3 separate regions of the Mus musculus genome follow, and all the other regions are linked to region 3. A link is a loop called in an ENCODE intact Hi-C map of the cell type or tissue named here. Cell type or tissue: gastrocnemius. All regions are shown on one strand. Each heading gives the region's core, and the rest is flanking DNA. Links, peaks and the distances in the headings are about the cores only.

The links. A loop is a pair of places that touch in the nucleus more often than their neighbours do. Peaks named below come from ENCODE experiments on the same cell type or tissue, not always from the same donor. Only the 100,000 strongest peaks of a DNase experiment are listed, where the experiment ranks them.
Region 1: a loop joins it to region 3, with 13 times the contacts of the local background. A loop is called at or near these places in 19 of 42 quality-filtered maps.
Region 2: a loop joins it to region 3, with 7 times the contacts of the local background. A loop is called at or near these places in 22 of 42 quality-filtered maps.

Annotation. Positions count from the first base shown.
Region 1 is chr6:70,948,831-70,959,641 of GRCm38, reverse strand. It overlaps Foxi3 (forkhead box I3), which reads right to left and starts at 3,036. Exons shown (of 2, transcript NM_001101464.1): 1 at 2,442-3,036. The coding sequence starts at 3,033. It also overlaps a transcript of Tex37 not described here. In gastrocnemius, for the core only: a CTCF peak has its summit at 5,423; DNase peaks (open chromatin) are centred at 2,510, 2,798, 3,158 and 5,420; H3K4me3 peaks cover 837 bases.
Region 2 is chr6:70,807,284-70,818,094 of GRCm38, reverse strand. Gm30331 (a long non-coding RNA gene) reads left to right here and starts at 3,304. Exons shown (of 5, transcript XR_869164.2): 1 at 3,304-3,585; 2 at 8,530-8,725; 3 at 8,859-8,985; 4 at 9,112-9,294; 5 at 10,335-10,811. In gastrocnemius, for the core only: a CTCF peak has its summit at 6,054 (motif pointing left); a DNase peak (open chromatin) is centred at 6,045.
Region 3 is chr6:71,120,255-71,131,065 of GRCm38, reverse strand. It overlaps Rpl34-ps1 (ribosomal protein L34, pseudogene 1), which reads right to left and starts at 6,477. Exons shown (of 1, transcript NM_001199350.1): 1 at 6,065-6,477. The coding sequence starts at 6,456. The coding sequence ends at 6,103. It overlaps Thnsl2 (threonine synthase-like 2 (bacterial)), which reads left to right. Exons shown (of 9, transcript NM_001033929.2): 8 at 1,703-1,854; 9 at 2,214-2,900. The coding sequence ends at 2,436. In gastrocnemius, for the core only: a CTCF peak has its summit at 5,713 (motif pointing right); a DNase peak (open chromatin) is centred at 5,719.

The DNA.
Region 1 (10,811 bases), core at 1,434-9,433, 170 kb after region 3:
GCAGCAAATGACCCAGCTTTAGTAAAACCGAGGGTTTGGGAAGCTCACTACAGCACACATTGAACCACCAGGAAATCAGATTAAATGTTGACCAAGGTGCTCCCTGGGTCATCCTCATTACAAGGAAAAAGTCAGAGTAAGTTCTTCCAGCTAGTTCTATGTAATAGTAGCATCCACTACTTAACATCCTAAGACCTAATTTTATTTCTGAGACACCTGCCACCTTCTCTAACTCCTGATCCAAGCCATGTAAACTTGCAAAATTACAAAATTCTGATGCTACTTAAACCATGATCTTCCATTTGTTTGCTAAAACAGTAAGTTAACATACAGTAAATTAATTTGGGCTTAACTGATGATGTAGCTGGCACAACAGCTAACAGATTTACTACAACTTTTTCTGAAAAAAATATGCAAGTCCTACAACTGAAAAGAATATCATTTTTTTAAAACGACAGTGTCAAAATGGTAGTTAAAAAAAATTACTACCCAGCAATCAACTAAGTCTTAACAATTCAACTGATGTGTGTCTGCAGAACAAGAAAACTGGGAATCAACCTCCCATGTTCATCACTGAATAGAATACATCCCTGTAAGATCAAGATGTCCACTGTGAAAATTCTGCACTCATTTAAAATACACACGAGACTTGCCTTCTGTAGGAAAGAAATGCCCTCCTATAACTGAAGTGGGACATATCTCGATCACCTCAGAAGGATTTCCCCCAAACAGCTTTTCCTAACTTGGCCTTTGCTGTTTCAAGGTCTTAACCTACTGCTTTGCAGTGACTGCTCTCATAGATAAGCTCAGATGTCTCTCAGCTCTGTGGAGACAGGCAACAGGACCACAGCCCTCATTTTCAGATGAGAGATGAGGTGCAGACTGGATACCTGCTGTATATGCCCAGTTACACACACAACTGTCATCATGGAGAAGCAGCGTTAAAGTAGACTGTCTCCTAACCTTCTCTCTCTCTCTCTCTCTCTCTCTCTCTCTCTCTCTCTCTCTCTCTCTCTCAACTATGTAGCTCTGCCTATCCCAGAACTCGCTATGTAGATCAGGCTGGCCTTAAACTCAAGAGATATGCCTGTCTTTGCCTCTGTAAAGAGTGTACACACACACACACACACACACACACACACACACAGAGAGAGAGAGAATGAATCTGTAACTATCTGGATAGGTCTATTGAGCCATCTTGGTATCACTATCTTTTCTTCATCCTCTCCCAGTGCAAGAGGGTAAACCCAAGATCTCAATATACCAGGCAAGTGCTGTATTTTTTGAGCTCCACCCCCAACCTCCAAATACTTGGTTCAAGCCATCACTGCCCACTGAGTCCTACTGACATATCCCGAAATGTCCACTTCATTTGGTAGTTTTTTAAAAAGCTTTCCCAGATACAATATTTTTTGAACTTTTTAAAGTTCAAAGGAATACATGTGACAACTGATATAATAATCTTGGGTGGTTTAGAGACTAAGTCAGGAAGTTGCATCGTCAAAAACTGCACGTCCTGTACAAGTGTCACCACCGGGCACTAATGGCTATCATCAAGATACCTGATGTATCCAAATGAAAATGTGTTGTAAAACATACACAGAATGTGAGATTTAAGAGAAAGTCTACGAAGCTGACCTTGAACTCTCTGATCCTCCAGTCTCTACCTCCTAAATGATAAGGTATGCCTAATCACATTAACTTTTTAAATGTACTTTGCACTTTACAGCATCAGCACTAGAAAACTGCTCCAGAGTGAATTCTACAGAGTAGTGTAATTCAATGGTAGAGCTAATCCTTTGCATATCTGAGACCCTGGGTTCCATCCCCCAATACAACCGCTCTGGCTTCATTCAAGAAGCCTCAAGCAAGAATCTGTTTCTTGGTAAGCTTCACTCCTCTTCCACCTCCCTCTGCCAGGTAAGGGAGTACTCAGAACCCAGCCCTATGCAGTCTTCTTCACTCAAGGTACAGGATTGAGACTAGCAGGAAGCCAATTCGGGGTGCTCGTATCTTAACTTACCCAAACCTCAGTTAGCCCACAAAGGGAGATCGATCCTTAGGAATTCAAAGGAGGAAATGAGGCCCAATGTCCTCTTTCATCATTTGTAACACCCTGCTTCTGAGAGTCCCTGTCCCTGTCCGATCTATCTTCCTGTGACTTACGCTGTTCCTTGAATCGACCTCCTGTTTGAGAGTATGGACTTTTTGGTTTAGCCCTCTAGCTTCTGCTCTGAGTGTGAGGGACCATGTCTTCTGTGGAGATCTGATGTTTCCTGCATCCCTACCAGACCAGGTTTGGGTGACTAACCCCTCATGTTCTCCGCTCTAGTAATGAGAAGGCCCCACGGTCGCGCACAGACCGGATCTTGGGCTCCGGCTCTCAGGACCTATAAGTGCGCGGCTTCGCGGCCGGAAAGCACCTGCCCAACCATCCTCACCTGGGTCGTCCTCGTCGCGGGGCACCTTCTTAAAGCAGTCGTTGAGTGATAGGTTGTGGCGGATGGAGTTCTGCCAGCCGGCCTTGCTGCGCTGGTAGAAAGGGAAGTTATCGGCGACGAACTGGTAAATGTGGCTGAGGGTGAGTTTGCGCTCAGGCGCGCTCTGGATGGCCATAGCGATGAGCGCCGAGTACGAGTAGGGTGGTCGCACCATCTTCATCAGGTCCTCGCGGCTGGCCATCGACAGCCAGCCCAGCTCGCCAGGGGCTGCCGAGCCGGCGGGCGAGGCGGGTGCGGACGCCGAGGGCTGCGCGAAGCCCCGCTGGGCGCCCGCGAAGGTGCCCGGAGCGGCTGGAGGCTGCAGGAAGGGTCCGGGCGCAGCTCCGGGAGGCGGCGGCGGGGCCCCTAGGTAGCTGGCAGCGGAGGCTGGGCCGCCCACGCCGGGCCCATTGAGCCACAGGTAGGGGTTGGCGGCTGCAGCGGGCGGTGCGGCGTAGTCGGACAGCCCATAGGGTGCCCTGGAGGTCGGGGGCGCACCAGGCGCGGCGGCGGGCTGCGAGTATACGAAGTTGTCGCCGCAATACAGGGCCATGTCGGCGACCGAGGGCTGGTGCAGAGCGGCAGCGGCTTTGGGAGAGCGGGGCTGGCCACGGCACTTCGGAGAGAGCATCCCTTGGCGGACCAACCCTACGGCCCGCCCTGGCCTCCGCTGCGACTACCGACTTGGAGCGCTGAGGAGCTCGCCGAGGGCGGGGGTACCGCGTCTCTTATACCTGGGAGGCTGGGCGACCAAGGCTCCACAGTCCACGCCCTCGCCACGCCCCATGTGCCCGGGAGCAGAATGCAGCCTCCTTTGCCCCGCCTGCCTGGTCCCCGCTGCTTTCTGCTAGCTCCGGAGTCAAGGTGAAAAGCGTCCATCGGTCCTTCCTTTATCCGGCCCTCCTGTCCTACGGTCTGGTCATCCATCCTTCTCGCCTCCCCTCCATCCTCCCATCTTAGCCCGCGTACGATCAACCTACTCTAAAAAGCAGAGTACTGAAACAACAGACAGACTTCACCAACTGGACCGGCTGGTCCCTAAAAAGCTGGTGAATCCGTTTGAGTGGATTGACTACTTATTTGCTCTAGCCTCCACTTCCCTTTCTAACAAGTCCCAAAGTTTTAAAACTTTTTTTTTTCATTCGAAGTATTCATATTTAGCACAGCACTCACGTTCGGTCTCCATCGATCAGCTCCATGCCATCAAAAATAATAGATGTGAATGCATGAATGACAACCCGACAGGCACCCTTTCTTCCCGACTCTGGGCCAAGTGTGAAATGGTTCTCAAGTTTTTGTTTTGTTTTGTTTTTTTACTGTCTCTTTTTGTGGTGATTCATCTTTCTAGTTAAACCGTATGTTTGTTTACAATCAGGAAGCACTGTTCATTTCATTTCACCCGGTTTGTTCCGAATTTTGGTGTGCAGTTATTTTTCAAAAGGTAAATTTGCAAAGACGGCTAGGTAAGTGGCTTTGGAATTAACATTTAAAAGCAGAAAGCTTAAAGTAGTTCAAGACGCGCTTATAGCCTGGGTCTTTTTATTCTCAGCTTCTCCGAGTTTTGAAGGGGTTCTCTGAGCATCAGGAGAGCAATTAGCTAAATACTGTGTCGACCCAACGACCCAAAACGACAGCGAGAAAATTATCTCTTTTACCATCCAAAATATTTCTAAAGGTGTTCTTGATAAAAACAGATCTGAAAGTTCTCCTTTAAGCGGCGAAGTTATTGGTGGCTTTTTTTTTCTATTTTCGGATTACAGCCTGACAGTTTAGAATATTACTAAAGAATCCCCGCACCCACATTTATTTATGTACATGATTGTCTTAGTTTTGTACTTTAAACTTTTTACCTCTTAAAAAAACAAAATAGAAAACAAACAAAAGCCAGACCGGGTCTGTCGACAAGGTGACTGAACGGTAAGGGCACTTCCCGCCTAAAGCCTGGAGTTTGATCCCTGGGATGAAGGAGAAAACCCGACGCGGGAAAGTTATATGATTTGACTCGCTGTGACACCCGCACCACATAAGTGAGTAAATAAAGTAATTTTAAAAATTAAAATCAGAGTTATGTACTTAGCAAACTTGAAAGCCTAAAATGTTTATCTCATTTGAAAGTAAGCGATCCTCTTTTCTGGAACCAGAGAGATATTACTGCAACTGTAAAACACCTGCTTCTTTGAAGACGTTTGGAAGAGTCTGAAAAGAGAAATTATGACTCCTTAACGATATTTTAGTTTAAAACACATTTTTCTTTATTTAGATAAAAAACAAAACAGGCTTCCCATTCCTCCAAATGGCTTTGGTTTTAGGTGAGGCTTTTCCTGAAATGTTAACAAGGTGGAAAACTATGACCCAGCTTGGCAAGCACTTATAATTTTATAACTCCCTACTGGGTATTCGTTTTCTTAAGTATAAAGGTGTGAGCTAAAGCTAAGATGACAGGGTCTAGGTAAAAGTTGGGGACCTAGAGGGCAATCACACACACACACACACACATACACACACACACACACACACACACACGCACACACGCACACACACACACACACACACGCACACACTTTAAATAACTAACGTTTCTGTAGAGTGACCTGAAGTGTAAAGCATGGGAAGTGAGTGTTCAGAAGGCTTCAATACTCAGTTTGCTTTCATTCTAAATGGAAGTAAAGAATGAAGAGACAGACTCTATCTTCCTTTTTGTAACTGTTCTTCACAATATAATTCTTTCCCTGGTCTCCTAACAAATTGCTTAACCATACACAGTTTGCGATTGTTCTCCTGGGTCTAATTTTAAAGCCGCCCATCTATTCTAAAGGAGAGGAGGGGGCCACAGTTTTCAGGATGTGGTCTATTGTTTTGATTAAAAGTTCTGCTTAGCAGATCATGTTCTGAGTCTTTTATAAATTTATTTAAAAGGAGCAGAGCCACCTACCGACCTTTTGCAGCTGTTACAGCGTTTCCCGGGGTAGTTGGAAATCACGTTCTTCTAGTGTAGGTCCAAAGACAAGCTTCAGTGTACTCATAAAAATAAAAATTAAAAAAAGAAAGAGAAAGAAACATGGGTACATAGGTTTGCTGGCATTGTCTCCTCTTTCTAGAAGAGGGACAGGGCCATATGAATTGAAAATGACCTTGGTTGCTCTTCATTTAAAATGCCAACCAATGTGGACAAGTGCTGCATGTGGTTGTTTCCAAAAATTGGAAATCATGGGTGGCTCAGTGAGTAACGGTGTATGCTACCAGGCTTACGATCTATGTACAGTCCTTGGGACCCATACAGTGGAAGGAAAGAACTGACTCCCTCAAGTTGTACACACACAGAGAGAGACAGAGACAGAGGGGCAGAGAGAGAGAACAAACAGATAAATAATAAACCAATGTAATTTTAAAATCCGAGAACCATCACTGTACCCGTGTTTCCTACAAGGCTTTCTATCTGGCATGTTATAGTCAGCGCTCCAGTGCATCAACCTTCAAGTAAATCAAAACTTCACTGAAGTTGAATTCTTTCCCCCTCTGGCAGTGTAGCCCAAGCTGGCCCGAACTTTCAGCAATCCAGCTGCCTCGGATTTGCGAGTGTTTAGGATTGCAGGTGGGCCCAATCGTCCTGCCTGAAGGGACCGTCCCCCCACCCCCTTACCAAATATGTATGGTTTACATCTATTTATGACTGGTAATGGAAAATGGAGTGAGCAGCTGGGGAACAAGCTTTCCAATGATATGCAAATATTTTCTGAGGTGGTGTAACCAAGACTATGAACTCAAGAACAAGCCATGCTGGGCACGGTGGTGCACACGCTTGTATTCCCAGCACCCAGGAGGCTGAGGCAAGGGAACAGTTTTAAGCTGGTCTGCACTGTAGGTTCCAGGCTAGCCAGATATAGGTAAGGGAGACCCTGTTCCCCCCAAATGTTGAGAATAAACCTAGACTCTGGCACTGTCTACACATGGTGAACATTGGATGCCTACACTCACAGAGCTTCAGAAGAGAAAGTCATACCCAAGAAACCAAGAGACTCTGGAAGCTCAGGCTATCCTATGCCCACCCTTCCAGGGCCTAAGGTCTCATTGCCATAGCTGTATAAAGTAAGTTGATTCACTAAGGGTAAATTAGACTTCCAAAAGAGCAGAAGTTATTTAAAGATATGCTGATGCCAATTTGTAAATCTTCAATCAGGCATGTGATCTCTGTGAAGACAGAAGTTTTCTGCTAAAAAAAATTAATTCTTCCGCTGTCTCACAAAGGTGTGGGGCTGGGAATCTAGCTCATGAGTAAGTGCAGGCAAAACATATACACAAAATAAATTACTAAAGAGAGAAAAAGGAAGGAAGGAAAGAGAGAGAAAAAAGAAAAAGAAAGGAATGGAGAGAAGGAGGGAGAAAGACAAAGAGATAGTCAGAGAGAGAGAAAGAGAGAGAGAGAGACAGGCCTAGAATATTAGCATGAGATAGCTATTTCCCCACATTTCACAAAATTGAAAAAGAGGAATTCAATGACTTATCTTTACCATATCTGACAAAATTTAGTAGGCTTCTGGACTCTTCATGACTGCCTGATTTCTGTAGCCAAGAAGTCCTTGGGTATACAACAGTGAAAACCTGCATACAGATGAATGAAGGACTTCCATTCTTCTATTAAACCAGCCAGGGCCATGGCCTGGCTTTCCCAGCCTGCTTACACTCCATGTTGGTTGGCCAGAAATAAATCAAAGTGTTCAGAAACCACTTAGCATCTTTGGATGCAGGAGTTGGCAGATGTAATCATGGACTTCATTCAGAAATGTCTCTCACATATATTCAAATTGGCTGATTTTAAACCAGCAATGACTTCATCAGCTTTCTGGCCTCTGTCATATATATATGATCTTTGTATAAGCTTCAAATATACATACATGTATACACACATATATTATGATATATTATTAGATATATGAGCTATATGATATATGTTATATTATATATTATTATAGAATATAATGCAGTGTGTAATATATTAAAATAAAACTAATAAAATGCATATATGTTTTATATATATGTGTGTGTGTTTAAGGGCACTGTGTGTTTGAGACAAGATCTCACTTTGTAGTTCTGACTAGCTTCAAACTCATGGAGATCTACCTGCTTCTGCTTTCACTGTGCTGGGTTGTTTTATATTTTGCAACAGAGGCTGATGTAGCCCAGGCTAGCCTTGAACTTACTACAAAGCTGAAGATAGTCTTGAACTCCTGATCTTCTAGCCTTAATCTCCTCAATGCTGACACACTTGACACACAAGACCACATTTGATATATCTATTCTTTTTCTTTTTTTTTTTTAATTTTCTTATTGAAAAAAAATTTTTTCTGGATAGGCAGTGGTGTTGCATGTGTTTAGTCCTAGCACTAGGGAGGAAGGGGCAGGCAGATCTCTAAGTTCAAGACCCAGCCTGTTTTACAGAATGAATTCTAGGACAGGACAGATAGGGCTATATAGAGAAACTCTGAAGAGGAGGAGGAGGAAGAGGAGGAGGAGGAGTAATAGTAGGAGGAGGAGTAATTAATAGTAATTTTTTACACTATATTCTGATCATGGTTCTTCTCCCCCGACCACTACAAGATCCTCCCCACCTCCCCATTCACCCAGCTCCATGCATTCACATCTATTCTTAACTGATTTCCAATTGAACCCAGGTTTGTTCTTTCAGCCGAAGCTCTCATGTCTGTATCCTCCAGGGCCTTTTGCCTTGCCTCTGTTTGTGAGACTGGAGATGCCTTTCAGTTAATAGGCACCCCATACGTGTTTTCTCATAAATGGTGACCATGGTGATGAGAAGGAGGAACTTGGTGACAGATGGAATGTTATGGTTCATCCTAACTCTACACTTGATTTGGTTGACTCCTCCTAGCCAGAGCTGATGAATTTGCCAATCAGTGCTTCAGCTCCCTTTGTGGAATCAGGAAGAAGGTTAAAATACTGATGCCCTGGACCCACCCAGGAAAGATGCTTTTATGCTCTGTCTTTGCTTCCTTCTGTTTCTAGAACTATGGATTGAAGTTAGAACCCAGAACTGGACCAGTGCAGGTTTACCACTGAGCTAACTCCCTATGGCTTGTGCACTTTTGAGCCTCTCAGCCCCACCTAGTGATTCAGACACTGTTGAGTTTGGGAGCATAATCTATTGTATAAGTAATGGGGGACACTACTATACACAAAGATGATTAAGCAACTGTTTGCGAGCTGGGGATGTGTGAGAAAGGTATCAGAATCAATCAAGATATTGTTTTCAGATAACTTGGGTGAAAAGCCATAAGCAATAGCTATGTGCCTGCATAACTCCACAGATGCGCATGGGAAGATGCAGGAGCCAGGCTACAAGACAGGTGTGCAAAAACTGACAAAGTACTTTGTACCAATGCACTAATCTATGTTTTAGAAGGAGGGGGAGAAACAAGGATGGGTCTAGGGAGGGAGGGAGAAAGGGAGAGAAAGATGGGGGTTGATGGGACGGGGCGGGGGGGACAGAGGAGGGTTGATTTGGTATAGAAAAGAATTTTTTAAAGAATTATTTATTTATTATATGTAAATACACTGTAGCTGTTTTCAGACACTGCAGAAGAGAGTGTCAGATCTCATTACGGATGGTTGTGAGCCACCATGTGGCTGCTGGGATCTGATTTGAACTCAGGACCTTTGGAAGAGCAGTCAGTGCTCTTAACCACTGAGCCATCTCTCTAGCCCAAAGGGGGGAAATTTTTTTTTTTAATGCAGAGTCTCTCTTCATAACCCTGGCTATCCTAGAACATGCTATGTAGACCAGACTGGCCTCAAACTCACCTGCTTCTGCCTCCTCACTGCTGGAATCAAAGGCATGCAACCTCACACCTAACTAGAAAGGAAACTCAGAAGATAAAAATGGCTTGAACTCATCCTGGGATGCTAAGTAAACCTGTGTGTCTAGAGCAGAGTGTTCCTGACCTTCGGCTTCTGTTCTCTGAAAGAGCTCAAACAAGTATCAAGATCAGCTTTACCATCCACTAACAGGACAGATGAGCAAGTAGAGGGTTGGAAATGCTCGTATGGAATCAATGGATAATGTAGAAATTAGAAACACTGTAACAGGAGCTGGAGAGATGGCTGAGCAGATAAGAGGATGAACAGCTCCTACGGGGGACTGAAGTAGGCTTCCCAATGCTCACATCAGGCAGAGCACAACTGTCTATAAATCTAGCTCCAGGGGACCGGAGTCCTCTGGCCTCTGCAGCACTGGTACTCATGTGCACTTACAGACATACACTCATAGACATAATTACAAATAATAAAAAATTAATGTAGATGACAGCACCTACTAAAGGCTGTGATAAACTTGGGAAGTACCAAGCATTTCCCATGTTTCTTATTTTTCTTTTTTTTTATTGTATAAATATTCAGTTTGCATGTATGTCTCTTTGACGTATGTGCCTGGTTCCTGCAGAGGTCAGAAGAGAGCATCAGATCCCCTGGAATAGGAATTACAGGCAGCTGCTGTGAGCCAGTGGATGGGTGTTGGAAATCAAAAACCAGGTCCTCTGCAAGGAGAGCCAATGCTCTTAACCTGCGGGCCATCTCTCCAGCCCCTGCAACAACTAACTAATACAAACAGACTAATGTCAAACCCAGCAGGCACACTTGTGAGCAAAGTTATCCTCGATTTTTTTTTTTTTTAAACTTTTGCAAGCAGTAGGGTCAAATTAGGATCAAAAGTAGTCACTTTTCTTCTTCTTCTTCTTTTTTTTTTTTTTTTTTTTCACCTTCTGAAGCTGAGGTCCTTGTTTTTAATTACTATTTTGGTTAGATAGAAGGCAATGAGTTTCACTGAGACTTTCTCTCTCCCACCTCCTCTTCCCCCCTTCACACACACACACAGACACACACACACAGAGTGACATTTTCATAGGCACAAACACACACATGTTCTTTCCTTACCCCACACTTCCACATCCTACCTTCCTTCTTGCCAATCCCCTTTCTACTTTCAATAGTTCACCCTTCCTTCTATTTTCAAAATGTCTATATTTCATCACCTTCTCTTGTTCTTTGCTCACTCATATTTCTTTCTACTTTGATCAGACAGACAAACAGACACACAGACTCTCTCTCTCTCTCTCTCTCTCTCACTCACACACACACACACATTAAAATCTAGGTTCCTGCTATATCTATCCACTATAGAAACCAGTAGCTAGATCCCTCAAAAAGATTAAAGCTGGAGAGATACCTCAGTAGTAATGAGCACTTGCTGATTTTGTAGACATATCCTAGGTTCCATTCCCAGAACCCACAACTTGCTCCCAATGTACCCTAAATCCCATTCCC
Region 2 (10,811 bases), core at 1,684-9,683, 310 kb after region 3:
TATATGAATGAAATTGTCAACAACAAAGATACTAGTAGAAGTTAAAAAGATAAATGTAATGAAAAAAGAAGTTATTGTCCCCCACCCACCCCTATCCTTCTGTGCTTTCCCTTCTCTGCCATGGCTCTGGTGTCCATGGTTTTATTCTGTCACTCATGGGACTGGCATTTTCAATTTAAGGGTGAATTTATAGTATTTGTCTTTCTGAGCTAGATTTATTTCACTTATAAGGTATTCTATCTATGTCACTGCAGACCACAGGTTCACTCTTTTCCAGAGCTGAATAGCATTCCATTATGTGTAAAGAGGCAAAGATTACTGTTTTTAAGAGATTTATTTATTTAGATATTTTATGTGTATGGATGCTTTGTCTGCATGTATGGCTGCATACCAGAAGCAGGTATGGGCATCATATCACAAGTGAGCTTCCATGTGAGTGCTGAGACTTGATTTCAGACCTCTGAAAGGGCAGCCAGTGCCATCAACCGTTCAGCCATCTCTCCAGCCCCACAAAGAGTTTTCTTGGCCATCGTGATTTGCTTGGACGTATATAAGCTCTCAACCATAGGTTCATGAAGACCATCACCCCCCATTTCATCTACCAATTTCTTAAATTTCACTTCTTTCGTTTTTTTTAATCACTCTGAATTCTACTTTAAAAAAAAGATTTATTCATTTATTATCTGTAAGTACACTGTAGCTGTCTTCAGACACACCAGAAGAGGGCAACAGATCTCATTACATATGGTTGTGAGCCACCATGTGGTTGCTGGGATTTGAACTCAGGACCTCTGGAAGAACAGTCAGTGCTCTTAACCGCTGAGCCATCTCTCCAGCCCTGAGTTCTACCTTTTCTTCCCAGTGTTTTCACATAAAAGATACCAATTCTAAAATCTTTTGGTGATTCTGACCCCAAATATTATTCAGCGAATCACTAAATAGTGCCTGGTGACACATCACTCAAACTGGTTTTGCTATTACTTATACATTCTACACAATAAACCACGTGGGCATCTCAGTCCATAGTGAAGTGTTCACTTTTCCAATTCAGATTACAGATAGTGTTTATAGAGAGGAACACAGACACTATGGACGGCAGAAAGGCCATGTGATGTAAAGGCCAGAGAGATAGGAAGGCATGCACGTACATTTGAGGGCATGGACAATACCATTTGCCTATGTGGATGTACTTCTCAGCCTTTCTAGATGGGATCTGATCAACGTGGAATGGAAAACCATTTGCACACAAAGCTAGCAATTATTTCTAAGTCTGCTCCAGAAGAAAGACAGCACATGAATGTGCCTATCGTATCCATAACAGCACATATTTGGTTCAACGAATATTTCTTGGATGCTATTATGTCTAAAAAAAATGTTATGTGTTTGTCTTGGAATTAAACCAAGGGTTTACCTACTTTAGAATATAACTCACCCCATATTCACTGGGCCCCAGTTGAGCCCAGAAGTATTAAGTCATAATTTTGTGGCATGTTCTTATGAATATGGCCAGCCTGAAAGCATTTGTACCAATTAAGAAACATTATACGCTACAAATATCCAACTCATTTCTGAGGTATGCTAATGGACATAAGTAGTGTACAGGGTTATTGTGCTAAATGTCCATGCGTAAAACTCAGAGAAAGGGTACAGTCCATTTTGTAATCCCCTTGATTTGTTATTTTTTTCTTACAGTAATTTGGATATTGTACCATTCTAATATTCATGGTCTGCCCACCCTATACCGACCCCCACCCCCAGCAAATCCTTGGACTAGTATTATAACTGTGACTGCCTGAGGGCCTTAATCAGGCTAAAGGGGGAACTAGAGAGCTACCCCAGTAAGCTAGTGTGAGAGGGCTTGAGGTTTGTGGGTCCCAAGGCCAGACTACAAAGCCCCAAATCAGGGTTTCTTCTTTCCTTGAATGGTTGTTCTATGTTACAGCATTTTAGACTATTAAAAGGTCCACACCCATAACATCAATCTGACCATTGCTTTTCCAGCTTGAGTAGTTATACAAGTACCGGAGGAGCGTACTCAATGCAGATTCTGTGTAAGTGTGTGTGTGTGTCCAAGAACCTGCGTTTCTAAGAGCTTCCAGGCAGGTGTGGTGCTGTTGGCCCACGGCTATCGCTGGATTAGCCGAGTCCCAGAGTATCAGGTTAGGGAAGCAAGACCTTTAGTGGGTCGTACAATCAGGGCATGACCTGGATGTAGTGGACTGGCTTCTTCCACATGTCTTCCAGCCTTGATTAGCATGCTTTCCCTGTGCTGTAGAGGCAAGAAACTCAACCTTGCATCTCGGGCTCTGAATCTGTTATTCTGCCAACCATAAGCACTCAGGTGACAGTTGAACCTGTGACTGGCTTAGATGGGGACGATGACAAGATAAGAGACGCCTGTCTTACTCTGTGGGTTTTATTACAGGTGCTGGCGCTGGGGGCAGGGAGGAGCAGCATCTGCACAGAGCAACGCTCTTGAGGGCCAGGTTCTTTGGTGTATAGATCAGGTGTTCCTCCCGAATGTTCCGTCTATGTGTCCTTATAGCATGCCAACAACGCTGAATACTTTAAATGGCTCTGAATCAAGTACTTTCTTTGTGAGCTAATAAAGGTGAACTCTTCTTTCTTAAGCAAGGTATTCACTAATACACCAGATAAGAAATTGCTTTAGGCACTAGTCACAGTCCTGGGGCACCTGTCGAAGCTCGGGGTTCTTGTGGCCCAGGACAAAGAATTGCACCAGGGATGCATCATCATCACCATCATTATTATTATTTGTTTTTTCGAGACAGGGTTTCTCTGTATAGCTCTGGCTGTCCTGGAACTCACTCTGTAGACCAGGCTGGGGTGGAACTCAGAAATCCGCCTGCCTCTGCCTCCGGAGTGCTGGGATTAAAGGCATGTGCCACCACGCCCGGCTTTGGGATGCATCATTATTAGTAAACAGCGGGAGAATTTATTAAGATTTTTTTCCTAATCCACTGCTGGAAAGGGGGAGTAGGCTAGTGAACTGAGAAAAGGCATAAACTCCAAATTCTTGGCCACCAGTTATGTTACATGTCATGTTACAGTCAGTTACATAGCACTTGATCTTTTGGGCATTTGTATCCTATGGGATTTTCTGGAGCTCTCTGGGCTACATGTAGCCCAGGTTGAGAAGGGTTTTCGGTTATCTTTGTCAACTGACTTTTAAAAATATGTTTGTCTTGACATCCCTTTCTTCATGGGCACATCACTAGCTCTTGTGTGAGACTCTGTTGCCAGGGAGATGTAAACAAATGTCTAATCACTCCATGTAGGGAATCAGTAACAGACCAAAATACTGATCAAAGTCCAACTCGGTGAACCCATGAATGTATTGGAGTTGCTCACAGGAATATGGGTTGAGAGTTGCTCACAGGAGCCGCTCTGACTCAAAAGTCCCACCCCAGTATGGGTGACTCCAGAAAGCGGGAGTCCTGGGGTTTTCTGTAGGACTGCAAGTAGAGGCCGGAGGTTGACACTGTGTGTCCTTCTCTATGGGTCTCCACTGAAAGCTTGAGTCAATCTTCCACGGAACCTGATGCTCACTGATTGGCTAGACTGGTGGGTGACTGAGCTCTGGCGATCCACTTGCCTCCAGGTGCCCAGTGCTAGGATTCTACATGTGCGCCATTGCATCCAGGCGTTGTGTTTGTTGGAAATGCCAGCTCGGGTCTCCATGCTTGCACGGCAGGCACGTTCCCAGGTCAGCTTTGTCTCAGGTTGACCAGAGCTGCCAAGGTCAGGTTTGTTTTTCTAGACATCTGTGCCCCCAGCACCCAGGTATGTGAAATGCGACTGTACCTCACTGAAGGAGGAAGTGAGAACGAGGCTGTGGTTAGCCCAGGCTGGGTCTAGGTTCTCCCGTGGATGTTTGGGTGGCAGCTCACCCCTGTTCCCAGCTGCTGCCCTTCTCAGGTGATGTCAGTAGCTGAACCATGAGTCACCGTCACGGGTTGTCTGTGTCTGTTCCCATTCTGTTCCTTGCCAGAGCAAACATACTGATACAGAGGCAGCTGGCCCCGGGTCCCAGAGCCGTGTTTACCTTGAAACGTGTGTAGTCTTTGCAGTGTGCCCATTATTGATTTACAGGTTGTCTGCTGACACACCTTGACGAGCCCCAGCTTCCTCCTCTCTTCACCGTCTCCCTATGCTCCCGTGTCCAAGTTTTCTGAGAGGAATCTTGCAGGGGACAGCCATCTGGGCCCAGGGTTTCTGCCTTTGCTGAATTCTCCTAACGTTGGTGGCTACTCTTAACATGCTAACTGTGTATTTCTCAAAGCGAGACTGACAGGGTGGGTGTTTTGTTTTTTATTTTTGTTTATTTTTTTGTTTTGAGACAGGCTCTCACTATGTAGCTCTGGCTGTCTAGGAACTCATTATGGAGACCAGGCTGGCTTCAGACTCACAGAGCTTTGCTGGTCTCTGCTTCCCAAGGGCTGGGATTAAAGGCGTCTTCCCCACATCTGGTCTTTATGGACTAACTGGCCAATTCTTCTCCAATTGTCCTCCAAATTTCATTTCCACATCTCTGCCTGCATCCTTACATCCAACCTAGATGTGCAAAGTAAGTTGAGTGTCTCTAGGAGCTCATACACTGTTCTCCAGACTCCCCAGCAATGCCGCAGGCTCTGTGCGACTCTAAAATGTGACCTTTTCAGGGCTGGAAACAAGTCTGAGTGTGTAGCCTTATTGTGTGGTCCTGGATGGCGGTGGCTCGACCTGTACAGCAGGCTGCCCTTGAACTACAGAAATCCACATGTCTCCACCTTTTTTTGTTTTTCATTTTGTTTTGTTGTTGTTTTTTTGTGGGGTTTCTGTTGTTGTTGTTGTTTTGTTTTTGTTTTGTGAAGACAGGGTTTCTCCGTTTAGAACTCACTGTGTAGACCAGGCTGTCCTTGAACTCAGAGGTTTGCTTGCCTCTGTCTTCTGAGTGTGGGGGGGATTAAAGAAGTGTGTCCCCACACCTGTCTTGTCTCACCCCCTACATGTCAGTCCCACCTCCCACCTGCCAGACTCCACTGCCCTGTTAGTCTCCTCTCCCACCTCCCTACCCACCACCCCCAGCATTTCTGGTTCTGAGGAAGGTTACATTTCATTTGTCTCCTTCCTGCTGGCTGCTCTCTTTGCCCACAGTGTTTCCTCTCCTTTTCTCTCAAGGATCAGCTGCAGTCCCTCCTCCCCTCTCACAGTGGTGTTTCTTCAGGCTCTGGTAACTCAGACTTGCCTATGGATATTGTCCCAGCACTCAAAGGGCATCTTTAGGTCATCTGACAGCGGCACACAGAGCCCCTCTTGGCTTGTTCTCATGACAGGGCAGGCTTAGCAGCCAGAGAGGAGAAAGTCATGCTGAAATCCACCCCCGTGCTTCTCACTGACAGGTCCTTAGCCTGGGAGAGACACACCCCAAGCCCATACTGTGGCCAACCAACTGTTCTTATTTTGTAGTTTTGTGAGACGTGAGTCTTTTAGATTCAAGCTGAGAAGGTTTCAAGAAAACGTCATCAAGCTAGTTATTCTGTGACCAAAGATTTTTGAAGGAAGTTCAACAGTCAGTTTGGAATTCAAACTGAATTCCGGGTGTTCACAGTGTGTTTCAAAGCATTCCCCAAGTTGGAAAAGCTAAGGACTTAATCATGAATGTTTGTAGAAACTTCCTGCAGTACACACACACACACACACACACACACACACACACACACACACACACACACACACACCTACCTTATGCTCACTCAACTCAAATGTGCTGGACAGCTGGTATTTTATACAATCCAGGCCCCAAATCCTTGTAAGGTACTAATTGTGGTAACTTGGTAAATATTTGATAGACCATTGAACCAAGTTTAAATAAATGTACTGTTGGATCGTTTTCAAAACCCTTGGGCCAGAAAATTTAAAGAAACTGTATTGCTTCAGAAAGTCTTCACAGCGGGGGAAACAGAAGAAGCTCACAATTTAAAAATATCTAGTCATCATTTCCTGTGGACCAAATCAGCCAGTCAGCAGGGGTTGGTCTGCCACCTGGTGGCTGTGGTAAGCATTGCGAGCTGATAAAGCCCACTTTGCATGTTGGTTAAATTGTAGATTGTAATATCTGGAAAACTTATCAGTCTCTGCACTATTTATTACAACTAAAATAGAAAAAAATCTGACAAAGAATATTTTATGCTACTTATGAATGTTTGCATATGAAGTTGTGATGAGGTAAAGAAAGAGACCCTACACTAAAATCTGCTGATGGTCTTATGAACTAAACATTCCATACATAAGGTCTCCCTCACAAGCTCTCGCTTCTAGATATTATCCTGCTTGGTGCTGGCACCACAGGAAGTGAAGCTTCAACTTCCTGTTCTTGCTGCCACGTCTTCACTCATGGATTCCCTGGAACTGGAAGCACAAATAAAAATTTTTTAATAAGTTGGTGTGTGTGTGTGTTTGAGAGAGAGGGAGGGAGGGGGAGGGGAAGAGGGAAAGGGAGAGAGGGAGGGAGGGGGAGAGGGAGAGGGAAAGAGAGAGAGGGAGGGAAGGAAGGGGAGAGGGAGAGAGAGAGAGAGAAAGGGAGGGAGGGAGGGAGAGGGGGAGGGGGAGAGGGAGAGGGAGGAGGAGAAGCAGAGGAAGAGGGAGAGGGAGAGGAAGGGAGGGAGGGGAGGGGAGGGGAGGGAAGGGAGGGAGGGGAGGGGAGGGGAGGGAAGGGAGGGAGGGGAGGGGAGGGAAGGGGGAGGGGAGAGAGAGAGAGAGAGAGAGAGAGAGAGAGAGAGAATGTGTGTCCACAGAGACTAGAAAAGGGCCTCAGAGAACTTGGTCATGGTGTTTTATCACAGCAACAGAAAAGTAACTAGGATAATAGGTATGCAATAATGTTTTCTTTCTTTCCTTCCTTCCTTTCTTTCTTTCTTTCTTTCTTTCTTTCTTTCTTTCTTTCTTTTTCTTTACTTTTCTTTTCCTGTTTTTTCTTTTCTTTTAATTGAGAGTAGAGTCTCACTGTGTAGTCCTGACTGGTCTGAAACTTGCTTTGTAGACCAGGCTGGCCTTGAACTGAGAGACATCTGCCTATCTCTGCTTCCCAAGTGCTGAGATTAAACACACACAGTGTGGATATAATTTCTCATTGAGGTCTTCATATACATTTCCTAAGGCCTAGTAATGTTGACCATATTTTCACATGCTTTTTTGACACCACTATGTCCTCTTCTATGGAAGGCCATTTTTATGTTATACTGGTTAGTTGTTGGTGGTGGGGGTTTTTAAAGAATTATTTTAATTTGTGTGTGTGTGTGTGCCCATGGAGACTAGATGAGGCCATCAGAACATCTGGAGCTGGAGTTATAGGCAATTGTGAGCTACCTAGTGTGGGTTCTTGGAACTGAACTTGGGCCTTCTGTAAGAGCAAGATATGCTCTTAACTTCTGAGCCAGCTTTCTAGTTGAAAATGTTTTGTTTTGTTTTAAGACAGGGTCTCTAAGTAGCCCTGGCTGTCTTGGAACTCTCTCTATAGATCAGGCCGGCCTCAAACTCACAGAGATCTGACTCCTTTTGCCTCCCAAGTGCTAGGATTAAAGTCATGTGCCACCTAGACAATCTGGGAAGAGACTCTTTTTTTTTTTTTTTTTTTTTTTTTTTTTTTTTTTTTTTAAGACTTATTTGCCTGGCGGTGGTGGTGCACACCTTTAATCCCAGCACTTGGGAGGCAGAGGCAGGTGGATTTCTGAGTTCAAGACCAGCCTGGTCTACAAAATGAGTTCCAGGACAGCCAGGGCTATACAGAGAAACCCTGCCTTGAAAAAAACAAAACAAAACAAAAACAAAAAACCCAAACAAAGACTTATTTATTTTATGTAGTAAGTACACTGTCACTGTCTTCAGACACACCAGGAGAGGGCATAGGATCCCATTTCAGATGGTTGTGAGTCATCATGTGGTTTCTAGGAATTGAACTCAGGACCTCTGGAAGAGGAGTCAGTGCTCTTAAACTCTAGCCTGGGAAGAGACTCTTAATTAGAAAGGTATTTGCCATAGCAACATGAAACTAAGACATGTGTTCCCCCATTTTATAATTGACTTTTGTGTTGATTTTACTATTGAGCCCTAGTGATCACATATCCTTTAGATCCATATGGTTTATACTCCAGCTGTATTGCTATCTCTCTATCTCTATCTCTATCTCTATCTCTGTCTCTGTCTCTGTCTCTGTCTCTGTCTCTGTCTCTGTCTCTATCTCTATCTCTATCTCTATCTCTACATCTGTAGTTAGTTTCACACAACAAGGTACAAAGTCTTTTATGGAGCAAAAGTTTTAATTTTGGTGAAGTTCAATTTATCAGTCTTTCTTTTACAGATTATTTTTAGCGCCCACTTAAGAATCCTTCCCCAACTAGAACGGGGACCATGAAAAAGGAAGAAGAGATCTTAAAGGGGCAGGAGAAGGATTAAAAAGAGCAAAAGAATTTCTGTGAGACGAAAGCAAAGGAGGGCTACCTAATTTTATCCCACACTTCCTTCCTGCAGTTCATGGGCTCCCAAGGAAGAGGACTGTTCTGACTGGAATGTGACGTGTCAGCCACAGGCTCATATGTTCGGACTCTTGGTGCCAGCTCACGGTGTTGTTTAGAGAGGACACACGTCCCTGGGGTGTGGGATTTACTGATGGAAGTACATGACTGGGAACTGGACTTTGGAGGTTCTATCTGCCTCTGGTTCTAGTGTAAGCAATCCCTGGTGCTCCCATGTGAACAGGCAGGACCCCCCCCCCCCCGCCCCCAGCTCTTCCTCTCCCACCGCCATGCCTCTGAGGATGGACAGGGGATGTGAGTCCAAACAACATTCCTTTCCTCCAGCCCTTATGTCAGGTCTACCTCACAACAAGGAATGTAGCGAATGCAGTAACTCTAGCTCAAGGATTTGGGTCTCAGACTAAAGAAAACCTGCCAATGCGAAATGATTCTCATCCGCTGAAGATTCTGGGTAAGTCTGGTTGGAAACCTAGGTAGGTGTCCAATGCCCGACCTGCACGACCCCAGCTACGGATGTGGACCAACACAGAACTGTGACCTTAGCTGAAATCTGACTTTTGTTTGTTTGTTTCTGTAGCTCCGTTGCATGATTCCCCAGCGTGAGCCTTGCAGATGACAGTGTTGTGTTGCAGTGACACAAAGGTATTGAAACTACCTCAACCCTGGGCTCGGAGCTGCAGGCTGACAGAGGGAAGCAGAGGCCTTTGCTTGGTGACTGGGAGACATTGCAGATGCTTCTGGCAGATGTCTGGGCACAGAGGTAAAGTCCATCTGAAGCTGGAGCTAGCCCAGAGGCAGAGTCGATGCTGAGCAAAAGCATGTCTTTTGAAATCTATTCAAGCTGAGGTGAAAATGATTTGGTTTGGGGAACCAAGCCATCCCTATGGCCACTTTGAGCCAGGTTTTGTTACCTAGAAATGAAGGATTTTCATATTGAAGACTTCCCTAGAAGGAGCACCTTACCCTGGGAAAGCCAGAACCAGCAAGAATGAAGGGACAGGAGCCACAGATGTAGGCCCATCCCCTTTTAACTTTGGGGCAGGTGAGCAAGAGACCCAAGGGAATGGAAGACCTGACTGGACTCTGGCCAGCTCAAGCAGGCCAAGCATAGCTCTTGCAGGCCTTGCCCTTCTCCCCATTCCCTTTGCATTGCAAAAAGACAAAACTAACCAACCAATCAACTAACCAAACCAAACCAAACCAAACCAAACCAAACCAAACCAAACCAAACCAAACCAACCAACCAAACCAAACCAAACTAAACCAAAACAAAACTATTAAATTACAGACCTAAAGCTAGCCACCAAGGTCTATTCCCTTATTTGGTCACTTCCTTCTCCTGAGGTCTTCTATGTGGGTCTGGCTATAAAGTATTGAAGTCCAGCGATCAAAAGCCCCCTTTTGCTCACCTAATTAACACTCCCAATTAAAATTAACTACCTTATCCTAACATGGGGCTTTCCACTGAACCTTTATAAATTACCATTTTCCTACTGCCATGTCTGTCTCCTCTCTATCCAGTCCCTTATTTCCACCCTGGACAAATGCTTCCCCCCTTACCCCCCTCCACCCCGCACCCTTTCTCCCCTCTCCTTTGCTCCCTTCCCCCTCTTCCTCTTCCTCTAGCTTCTGTCTTTGTCCCCTACACCTGCCCTTTGTTCCTCCATGACAAAGAAATCTCCTTTGTGCCCTGAGCTTGGTCTTGCGGGTCCTGAGCTGAGACCTTTCCTTTCAATAACAAGCTCAGACGCTCAGGCTTCCTCAACAGAAAGCTCTCAATTGGTGTGGCTTTCTCCACAGGCTTTCAGAGAGATGCTGGGTGCTCAGAGAGTGCTGACGCGGGGAAGCCTCTGAAGAAACCTCCTCCGGACTGGCTTCCGACCAAAGCTTCAAGACTCTCCTTCCTTCTATCTCCAATATCTGCCCTTTACCACACAGAGAATGACACTTAATACATCTTTTCCCTGGGGGCTGTCATCCTGCTCTGGTCCTGTACTCTAAAGGCCTTAAAGTTGTGTATTTTAAACCACTCTCTGCCAGGGCTCATAAAACCAGGCCTGCAGATCCCCCAACCTGCTCTGTGCTGCTCTAACAAGAACAGAGAACATGAACAACATACATTTCTTTCTCATTGTTCAGGAGGTTGGGACGTCTATGATAAGTCTGGCGTTTGGCAAGGGCTATGGCTTATTGTCACATGATGGAATACCACCCACTTATGCAGGACTTTAGAATGATGGGGTCTTTCTCAGCCCACATATACTTGACCCCTGGGAC
Region 3 (10,811 bases), core at 1,516-9,515:
GGTACAGCCACAGGACAGACTTGGGGTTTGGAAACCTGAGAGAGGGAAGGGGACACCTGGTTTTAGGGCATCGTCTGTGAGCCAGGAACCTTCACGGTTAACACTGACTGCATGAGGAGAGTCGGTTGTGAAATGCTAAGCTGGTCTTTATAACTGCAGTGCTTCCGTTTCCTCCTCTGTAGAGGGAGGATGAGAAGAACCCCTGTCTCGTAAGGTTGCTGAGAAATTTAGGTCAAAAGATAAATGTAGGCACTTTAGATACTGTTTGGAATGCACAGCTCCCTACAGTTACTATTTCTATGTTTATTTATTATTGTTGTTAATTTCCAATAATAACAACATCAGTACAGGGACAAAGCCATTCTGCCCTTCAGGTACAGACAGAAGCCATACCCACTGCTGACCTTTCTCTCCCTCCTTTGTCCTTGTCTCTGTCTCTTTTAGAGAAGGAGAAACTTTATTTAGTTAATAAATAAGTTTTATTTGCTTTAGAAAACTGGTTAGAAAGCATTGCCTGGTGGCCATTCACTGGGAACCCAGAGGTGGACCTGGCCAGAGTCCATCTTCCTGGCCAGTATTTAATTAAAGCTTGATTCAAGTGGGGCGGGGGCCTGGAAAAATGACTCAGCAGTTAAGAACAGTTAAGGCTGCTCTTCAGAGGTCCTGAGTTCCACTCCCAGCAACCACATGGTGTCTCATGACCTTCTATAATGAGATCTGATGCCCTCTTCTGACCTGCAGACATACATGCAAATAGAGCACTCAGCTGGCTGGCTGGCTGGCTGGCTGGCTAGATAGATAGGTAGATAGGTAGGTAGGTAGGTAGGTAGGTAGGTAGGTAGGTAGGTAGGTAGATAGATAGATAGATAGATAGATAGATAGATAGATAGATAGATAGATAGATAGATAGACAGATACACAGACAGACAGATACACAGACAGATAGAGTGAAACCTGATGATACACAAAGTTCTAGAATGTGCTCCTTCTTGCTTTCACAGTCTGACTTTATCTCAGTGTCTTTCACTTGAGGAGGATCCTTATTTACCACCTTGGCCTACCCAATTCCTTTAACTTAGTCCCTTGTGTGACATAATTGTCCACGGTTAGAGTCCCTCCTGAGGGGTTCTTCTCAAAACCAGACACAGTTATCTGGACTGAGCTATTCTCTTGAAGACTTCTCTCTTTTAGAATATATACTGCTTTAAAAAAGAAAAAGCTTTTCATTATTTTTATTTAATGTGTATGAGTATTTGTCTACTATAATTAAGTACATGTAGGGCATTTGCTGTGTTGTAAGCATGCAGAACATCTTCAGAGACTGACCTAGCATACCAAGCACACTCAGGGAGCCCTGAGAAGGGAGTCTTCCTTTGTCTGTAAGTACTAGCTATCCCAGGGGAGGTGCTCCTAAGCAGAGTAGGAGCTGACAAGGTAGTTTTCACACCATAAATGTTTGGACACCCATGACTTGTATCAGGCTGTAGAACAAGACTGTGTGTTAATTCATCTGCTAAATACATTGAAACGTACCCAAAACGTCTACAAATCCTTCTGCTATGTAGGCCCCAAACTGTAATTGTCTCAGAACTCATGGACTGATTTTACTGTGAGTTCCTGGTGTGGCTGTGTATGCAGCAGGGGTCTGGTCCTTCTGTGATTCACCAATCCCAATGTCCACCCCTGCCCTGTGACCTCTCAGCTTTCAGAGGCAGTGACATCTGAGTCTGTGACTGATGAGGCCATCACCCAGACTATGGCCCGCTGCTGGGAGGAAAACCAGTACCTACTGTGCCCCCACTCGGCCACAGCGGTGAACTACCATTACCAGCAGACTGACAGTGGACAGTCCAGGTACCAGCAATGCAATCTGGGGCACTGGGGGCAAGCCTCTCCCCCAAGCAGGGCATGCAAGACTAAGGATAGTGACATCAGTAGGCGTGGTGGGTTCTGTACCCAAGAACTAGAGCTGTGCTTAGAAGAGGTGTGAACTGCATCCCAGGTCATGACAGGGATGATGGGTGAACTGGGTTTTTATTGGGATACTTTGCAGGCTTACTATATAAACTAGTTCAAGGTATTAATCATGTCTTTGTCTCTCTCTGCTCTCTGCCCTACTCTGCCCCTAACCTTTCCCCTGGTACTCCTTCCTCTGTCTTCTCCTTTCCCATCCTTATACCTGTTCTCTCCTGTCCTACCCCAATCCCCAATAGCATCAGGTGCTGCCTGGCCTCTGCCTCAGCAGTCAAATTCCCAGAAGCAGTCCAGGCGGCTGGGCTGACCCCAGAGACTCCCGCAGAGATCCTGGCCCTGGAGCACAAGGAGACACGCTGTATCCCAATGCGGAGAGGAGATGACTGGACACAGATGCTGCGGGTCACCATTGAGGGCCTGTCCCAGCGGTGGAAAGATTGTGTAGTGAACCCCTCAGAATAGCCAGGCTGGAATGGGATTGAAGACTCTTGTCCCAGGGCTGGCTGGGACAAGATGTCTCAGTAGTTAGGAACTCTTGCTGCTCTTCCAGGGGACCCAAATTTAGTTCCCAGTGCCCATGTCAGGTGGCTCACAACCATCTATAACTTCAGCTGTAGGATTTTGACACCTCTGTAGGCAGTGTACTTGTACACAGATACACATACCAATATGTGATTAAAAATGATAAAGGTAAGGTGGGTGTTTTGTTTTGTTTTGTTTTGTTTTGTTTTGTTTTTTAGTTTCTTGTTCCAGCTGGATGTGGTAGCACATGCCTTTAATTCCAGCATTCAGGAGGAAGAGACAGACAGGTCTCTGCAAGTTCTAGGCCAGCCTGGTCTATATAGAAAGTTCCATGGTAAATTTGTGTCTTTAAAACTCTGTATACTCTTGTCCCAAGGAGATGTGCCCTTGCTTCTGGGGAAAGCTACTACAGTTCTTTCCTGTTTCCTTGCCTTTGTTCTATAAGGGGTAGAGTGAACTGGGGTAGAGGGGGCTGATGTTGAAAGATTCATCAGTATCCTTGCCTAATATGCAAGTTTCAGGGGCTTCACATGGCCAGCCTTTTGGACATGGGGTCAGCTTCAGCTCAAAGGGGTCAGATCACAGCCCTGTGACACAGGCCTGTTCACCTACATACTGGCCTGGGTCTTAGCATCTCTGGCTCTCAGTGTATTCAGCCACCAAACCAAATTCAGAGCCTTGGTTCTCCTGAACTTGTTTTTAACCTGCTGAAGCATTGGGGATGTTCCTCTGTTAGTTGGATGGAGGCTCTGAACGGCTCTTGGGCAGATCAGAGCTGTAGGTTGAATGTAGACCCATTGGCCTCTGAGAGGTGATGCTGAGGCCTGGGTCACATCCCTCTGCTGCACCAGGTTGGCTCAGCAGAGCAGGCAGGGGAGCAAGGAAACCTGTACTGATGGTGTGGATAGAAGTTGATCACTAAATTGAAGGTTGTGGAGAACAGAAAGTCATGGTGGCATCAGTGTACCAGCCAAGCCAGCTAGCTTTTCAGTTATTTACGTTACTGGGCTCAGATCTTATGGGCAGCAGGAGAGATTTCAGGCAAATGCAGGCCCACAAATAGCAGTAGCAATCACCATGCCTTGGATAGTGACCTTCCCTCTAGAAAGACAGAAGTGAGTAGAGGAAATATTTTTGGCACTAGAAGATGCTACTGCTCCACCCTATGGCTGCTCATCTACTGGGCCTCAGGAGCATCTTCCCTCAAAGGTCTGAGAGTGCTGGCCATCCAGGACCAATCTGATTGGTGTGTCCCACCAGAACATGCCAGATTACATCTCTCTAGTCCTGAGGGGAAGGCTAGAGAGAACCCACTACTAGAAAAATAGCCATTGAGAACCAGTATTCAGGAGGGAAGAATAGGAATACTGGACCTATTGGGGTGGGGGATGGTAGGGCCATGCTAAAGGAACAATAGTGACCCCTTACAGGCAATATAGCACATCACAGTTCCTGGAATACTACCATCCACAGTATCAGACACATGGAACCACTAGGGGCCACTTACCAAATGAGTGTGACAGATTAAATGCTCAGGGGCCACCGTACTGCTTGAGACCTATGACTATGTCTTACTATCGTTTTGCATTTGTGCATGTGCTGTTGGAGACAGGGTCTGTTGTTCACTGCTGCCTAGGGCAGTCTAGCCGGCCTGAAGACTTCCTGGGATCCCTGTCTTTTCCTCTCGTCTTGCTGCAGGAGTGCTGGGATTGCACACTGCCTCATCTGGCCTTTACTTGGGATCAGGGGATCCAAATTTAGGTTCTTGGGCTTGCAAAGCAAGTACTTTACCCTCTGAGCTCTCTCCCCAGCCCTTTAACTTTTGTAAAACAAAACAAAAGAACAACAACAACACACTGCTGACCTCCTTCTTCAGTGACAGGGTCCTGAGAGAGGACCGGGATATTAGAAGATAAAGAAGGTAATCAAGCTTGTGAGCAGGAGGTCTTGCACAAGCTATGCCTTATGCCTAGCAAGCTTATTAGAAAGTACAGCATCCTATACACTATTTCCAGAGGAGATAAGGGACAGAGTCAGCAGAAACTATAATACAGTGGGACAAAGTCACATGAGGCTTATCAAGCAGTGTTGGAGAAGGGGAGCCCAAGGTGCCTCAAGAGCAGTACAGACTGAGCACACACTGTCTCAGGAATGATAACCCCCAGTCTTTTCAGGGGGGAAGGCAAGTTCCTAGGAACGGAAGCTAACTCGTTTGAGGCCCAGGTCTCAGCCCCAGGCTGTCCTTGCCAAGTCAGCTCCTGAGCAAGGACAGAGAACTAGGTTCCTTTTGTCTTTTCATCGGGGCCTCTGAGAAAGCCTTGGATCAGTCTGGCTCTCAGCACAGACCATCCTGGGCACTGAACAATTGTTTGGCAATTTTCAGATACTTTTGTAGAGCAAGAGCCCTGTGGGCACTATTGAGGTGGTTCAGCAGGCAAAGCCCTTGTGCACATGTCTGGTCACCTGAGTTTTGTCCCTAGAACCCACATAAAGGTGGTAGGAGAGAATCTACTCACATCGTATACATGCAATAATAATACATACAAGTAAACAAATTGTAAGAGGTCATAACGTTTTCCTAATATCACCTACAATATGTCCGTTGCTGCTTTACAGAAATTAATTCATGGGATCCGGATGGCAGTGTGACAAGTCCATTTTACAAAGGAGCCAACTGGGATTCTGGGAGATGATGGCTTTGAGTTCTGTGTGAAGTGTTCATTGAAGCTACTCTGGAGAGCCAGTGGGGTTCCCTTGGGTTTCCAGCCTCCTCCTAGTCTCCACTCCTCTTTGCCCCCCTTTTCTTTATCCCTGGTCCCCCTCACCTGTCTTTGCTTTGTGTGAGAACCTGGCTGTGCTTTCCTAGACGGCCCACCTCCTAATAGTCCCACCCTCTAAAGGCCAGGCATTGAAACACATGCATGTGTGGGGGCCTTGTAACAGGTGCAGTGTCAAGATTTAAAGCAGAGCTTGGCTGCTAGGCCACCTGTTGAGGGTCACTTCTCCCTCATCTCTTATCTTCCTATTGTCTCTGATCCAAGGCTCACTCCTCATCAGGGATCATGTTGCTTGTAAAACCGATTCAGCTTAAGTATCTCTGGTTCAGACCCCAGCAGCGTGTAAGCAACCCTGCAAGCAAAGGTGAGCACTCTCTGGCTCCCTTGGGGAAAAGAAGCCTTCCAAATCCACTGGAAAGCCTGGCAATAATTCTCCCAGCCAGCAGAGGGCAGCAGAACACATCCAAAGTCCTTGCTTTAAAGTAGGTGGGGCTGGCCAATCCAACCACACTCCTGTCATTGCTCATGGGCAAACCACCTGTCTGACTTTATTTTCTGAAGTCTGGGGACCCTGAAGGTTTGAGGGTTGAACTTAGTACCTTGCACATGCTAGGCAGGTGCTCTACTACTGAGTCATATCTAGGCTTGTCCCAGAGGACAACCTCAGGTGCTGTTCAGCAGGCTCTGCCCTGTTTTATTTTATTTTTTTTAGACAGGCTCTTTCATTGTTCTGGAGCTTTCTTTTTTTTTTTTTTTTTTTTTTTTTTTTTTTTTTTTTTTTTTTTTTTAGATCAAGTCTTGATTTTTATTACTTAAAAAATGTGCATATCTATTTTGCTTTCTGACTCTGTGCTTGTGCCTTCAACACTTTCACAACGATTTTCTGCTCCTCAATAAGGAAAGCCCGCTTGATCCTGTCACGGACACACTTGGCACACATGGAGCCGCCATAGGCCCTGCTGACGTGCTTCTGTGTCTTAGACAGTCTCATAAGGACTTTGGGCCGCACAGCACGAACCCCTCGAAGTCTGCCTGGGCACACGCCACATGCGGATTTAGGTGCTTTCCCAACCTTCTTGGTGTAGAGGTAAACAATCCTGTTGCCAGGGGTTCGAGACAGCCTAGTTTTGTTAGAGGCTGTGTTGTAGGAAAGCCTACGGCGGTATGTCAAACGCTGGACCATCCTGAGTGCCTCTGAGCACCGTCCCCGGAAGAGTTCTGGAGCTTTCTAAGCAGCAAAGCTGGTTAGTCAGCAAGTCCTGGATTCCATAAAAAATAACTTAAAAATTTAAAAAAATGTATTGCATCTTATTATTGGTGCCTCTCTCTCTCCTTTTAAAAGTTCACATATGCCTCGTGTGTGTGTGTGTGTGTGTGTGTGTGTGTGTGTGCCCTCGCGTGCGTCCGTCTGTCTGTCTGTCTGTCTGTCTGTCTGTGATTTCTGAGAGAGCAATAGTAGCTGGAGATGGGGAGACCCAGTAAGCAAGCCCATGTCTGTGCAAAGGCCAGAGGAGGAGTCAGGTGTCCCATTCTGTGACTCTCCATCATATTCCCTTGAGGCAGCATCTCTCATTGAACCTGGAGCTAGGCTAGCAGGGAGCAAGCCACAACCATCAATCACCTGTCTCCACCACCAGAGAGCTGGTGTAAAACTTCTTACTGACACGCTTCCGTACTGCTTCAACTAGGAAAAGCAGACGTAAACACAGAATCAAGAAAGTCAAAATAACCTTGTCACTGTGTAACACGCATGTGCTGGTACCAAGACTGTGGTGGACTCCAGCAGTGTCCTCCCGGCACATGATCATTGTGGGTGTCTATTGATAAGCTTTTCTTCCATTTGTGCTGCAGGAACACCCTAGTCACAGCAGCTGGGAGGTCATTTCCCTTCTCTCAGAGCCAGCTTAGCCCAGTGCCTCAGCCTCCTGTGTGACAGAGTTTCTGGCTGGTGATTGTGGATTCAGATATAAATGCAGACACTGAAATTATGCAGTGACTTGATTTTTAAGTCATTCAGATGGATCTAGAAAATTATTTGAAAAAAATAGTGTACAAACTCACACACATGAAATGCATTGCTGCTGGAGAAGTGTGTGTGTGTGTGGTGTGGTGTGTGGTGTGTGTGTGTGTGTGTTTAGGCCAGAGAACAACCTCCTGTGTTGTTCCTCAGGTGCTGTCATTTTTTATTTATTTATTTTTTTTGACACAGTATCTCATTGACCTGGAGCTGGTTGGTCAGCAAGTCCTAGATTCCTGGATTCCCTTTTGAGAAATCTCTCTCTCAGTCCTTACTTCTTATAGGTGAGCAAGTTGAGTCTCAGACAGGACCTCTGCCTTAGCCTTAGTACACAGATCATCAGGGTGGGGCAAATGAGATCCAGTGTGCACAGCCATTTCTCCTGATAAGACCCTCAGTCAGTCAGAACAGACTTGGTTCTGGAGAAGGAGCCTGGGTATGGATTCTTGAGGGAACAGTCATGGTAGTGTGGGGACTTCCCTGGAGGTATCTAGTCACCAGCTTCCAAATCTGAGGAAATGAGAGAGTACTGGTGTGCACAGCCCCTGGGAAAAGCCGACGACCCTACCACTCTACATTCAGATTAAGTGCAGGTTGTCTCAACTCCATGGCCTTCCATTCCTATGGTTGTCACCTGGTTCTGGCCCTTACGCTACCAGAGAAAGCTCCCCTGGACTGGCTCTGCCTCAAACTATAGGTGCATAGGTGCAAGATGGAGAAACATGGAGCAGATGCAAATACCTTGTCCCCATGAGGATGGTGGAGCAGAGAGGGCATGACACCCTTTGTTCCCTGAGATGAGCAGTACCTGGGGGGAGGAAATAACAAGACTCATATTTAAAGCCAGGTTAGTTACATTTGAAGAGGAAGGTAAGGTGGGGGGTTTGATGAGATAGCTAAGTAGGTAAAGATGCCCCCTCATACACGAGAGAGAGAGAGAGAGAGAGAGAGAGAGAGAGAGAGAGAGAGAGAGAGAGAGAGAGAGAATTCTATAAGAGCAGGGGTCATCAGAAAAGACACTTTAGTCATTCTAAGAGCTGAGGTTAGTCCCATGAGGGTCCGGAACACACTGGTCAGCTTTGAGCACTTATGTGAGACCTCAAAGCCCTGCCTCCACAGTGACACACTTTCTCTAAAAGGCTATACCTCCTCCAATAAAGCCACATCTCTTAATAGTGCCACTTCCCATGGTCCAAGCCTAGCCAAACCAACCCAGAGCTGAAGTGGGTGGAGCTGGGGTTAAATGATGGGATGAAGAGACTGAAAACCTGCCCCTCAAACGCTAGAAGGACCACTTTCAAGGAAGTTTGGAGTATGGGAATGACACGAGAAAGAGTCACCTGGGAAGAGGCCATCCCAGCCGAGGGATCGCCCTATCAGATTGGCCCATGGGTATGTCTGTGGGGCATTTTCTTGATTAATGATTGATGTGAAATGGGCCACCGCTTGGCAGCTGGTCCTGGTTCATATAAAAAGCAAGCTGAGCAGGCTGTGGAGAGCAAGATAGTGATTGGCTCCTCCATGGCCTTTGCTTTCGCTCCTGCCTTGGCTTCCCTTGGTGGTTAACTGTGTAAAATGGAATAAACCCTTTCCTACCCAGGTTGCTTTTGGTCATGGCAGTAGGAAGCAAACCAGGACACAGGGTAAGTGAACATACTGGGGTCGGGCCTTGTGTGGGCCTCAGCTTGATGAATAAAAGGATTGGAAGAAGTGGGTAAGCATGCCTCCAATGCTCGGGTTGGTCCTTATCATCTCTAAAAGGACTTCAGTCTTCTTGGCATTAGGCGTCTGCTCTCCTGGTCTCAAGTTGCAAACTGGTAATCCTGTGATTTAAGTGTTTGCTCTTGACAATTTTCAAGTTCTGTGTGCGTGGTTCTTAGTCATGGTCCCCGCATTGCACTGTAGATCTCTTGAACCTGTTTCTTACAAACCTTAGTTTTTTGAAGATTGGCAAGATGGCTTAGCAGGTAAAGGTGCATACTGCCAAGACTGGCGACCTGAGTTCAAGTCCCAAGATCCCCAAGGTGGAAGGAAACGGAAGAAATCAACTCTACAAAGTTCTGACTTCCTCATGTGTGCTACAGCTCCTGTATGATACATTCATAACTGCACACTTATATACCCACAGCCCTGCCTGGCACAAATGAATAAATGTAATAATAGAAGTTTTAAAGCACAGTCTTATCATTTTCCTAAGACAAAGAAAGCTTGCTGGGCTGAGAGACGGGTTAAGAGCACTTGCTCTTGTTGCAGGGAACTCAGATTCGGTTCCCAGCACCTGCCTTAGGTGACTCCAGTTCCAGACGACCCAATGCCCTCTTCTGACCTCCTCAGGTACCTGTGCACTCATGGTACACACACACACACACAACGTATATCATACATACATATACCCAAGCATGCATACATATGCATAAAATAGACCTCATTCTCCTTTCTGACTCTATCTGTATCTTTCTGGGCACTCTCCCACACGCCCCACGACATCTCAGAATTGCGGTGCACTTCTCTATGAAATGGTGGGGTAAAACCCCATGCTCTCTGCTTCCCTTCCTGGTTCAAATCGGAACAACAAAAATCAGTCACAGAGGCATAAGCCTGTAACCCTTGCACTTAGGATTCAGAAGCAGGGAGATCAAAAGTTCAAGGTCACCCTCAGCTACATAGGGAGTTGAGGATAGCCTGGACTACATAAAATGCTATCTTTTTAAAAAAATAGGAAAGTATATTTTATCTGGGTATGGTAGTACATGACTGTAATCTTAGCACTTGAGTAATAGAGTCAGGAGAATGATGAATCTGAATAGAGATGCAGGCCAGCAGAACTATACAGTGTGACCTTGTCTCAACAAACAGAAAATAAATTTAATCATTTAACAATCAGGTTTATGAGGGTTGCAGACACGTTCCATCTTGCCTCATTTTATGCAGTACTGGGATGGAACCCAGGGCCTCTTATATCCAAGCAATCACTCTGGTGACGTGAATAAGAATGGCCTCCCATAAATTAATATTTGAATGCTTAGTCACCAGGGAATGGAGCTCTGAAAGGATTAGAAGGATGAGGAGGTGTGGCCTTGTTGGAGGAAGTGTGTCACTGGGAGTGAGCTTTGGGATTTCAGAAGTCCATGCCGGGCCCAATCTCTCTCTCTGCCTACAGGTCAAGATGTAGCTCTCCAGCACCTTGTCTGCATGCAGCCTTGCACACCAATATGATAATGGACTAAGCCTCTGAAGCTATAAGCAAGCCCGCAATTAGACATTTTCCTTTATAAGGGTTGCTGCGGTCACGTTCTTCACAGCAATAGAACAGTGGCTAAGACGTACTCTTATCAACTAAGCCATATCTTCAGCCCCACATTTTATATTATGTATATTTTACCACATTTTAAAATCCAATAAGGCTCATCTCAGTGTGCCCTCTATCAGGGAGGAGTAGACAGGCAGAGTGAGCAGTGGGGCTGTATTGCCAGCTCTTCTGTTTCCTCTGGCTGGCCCAGAGTTCCAGATCAAAGACCCCT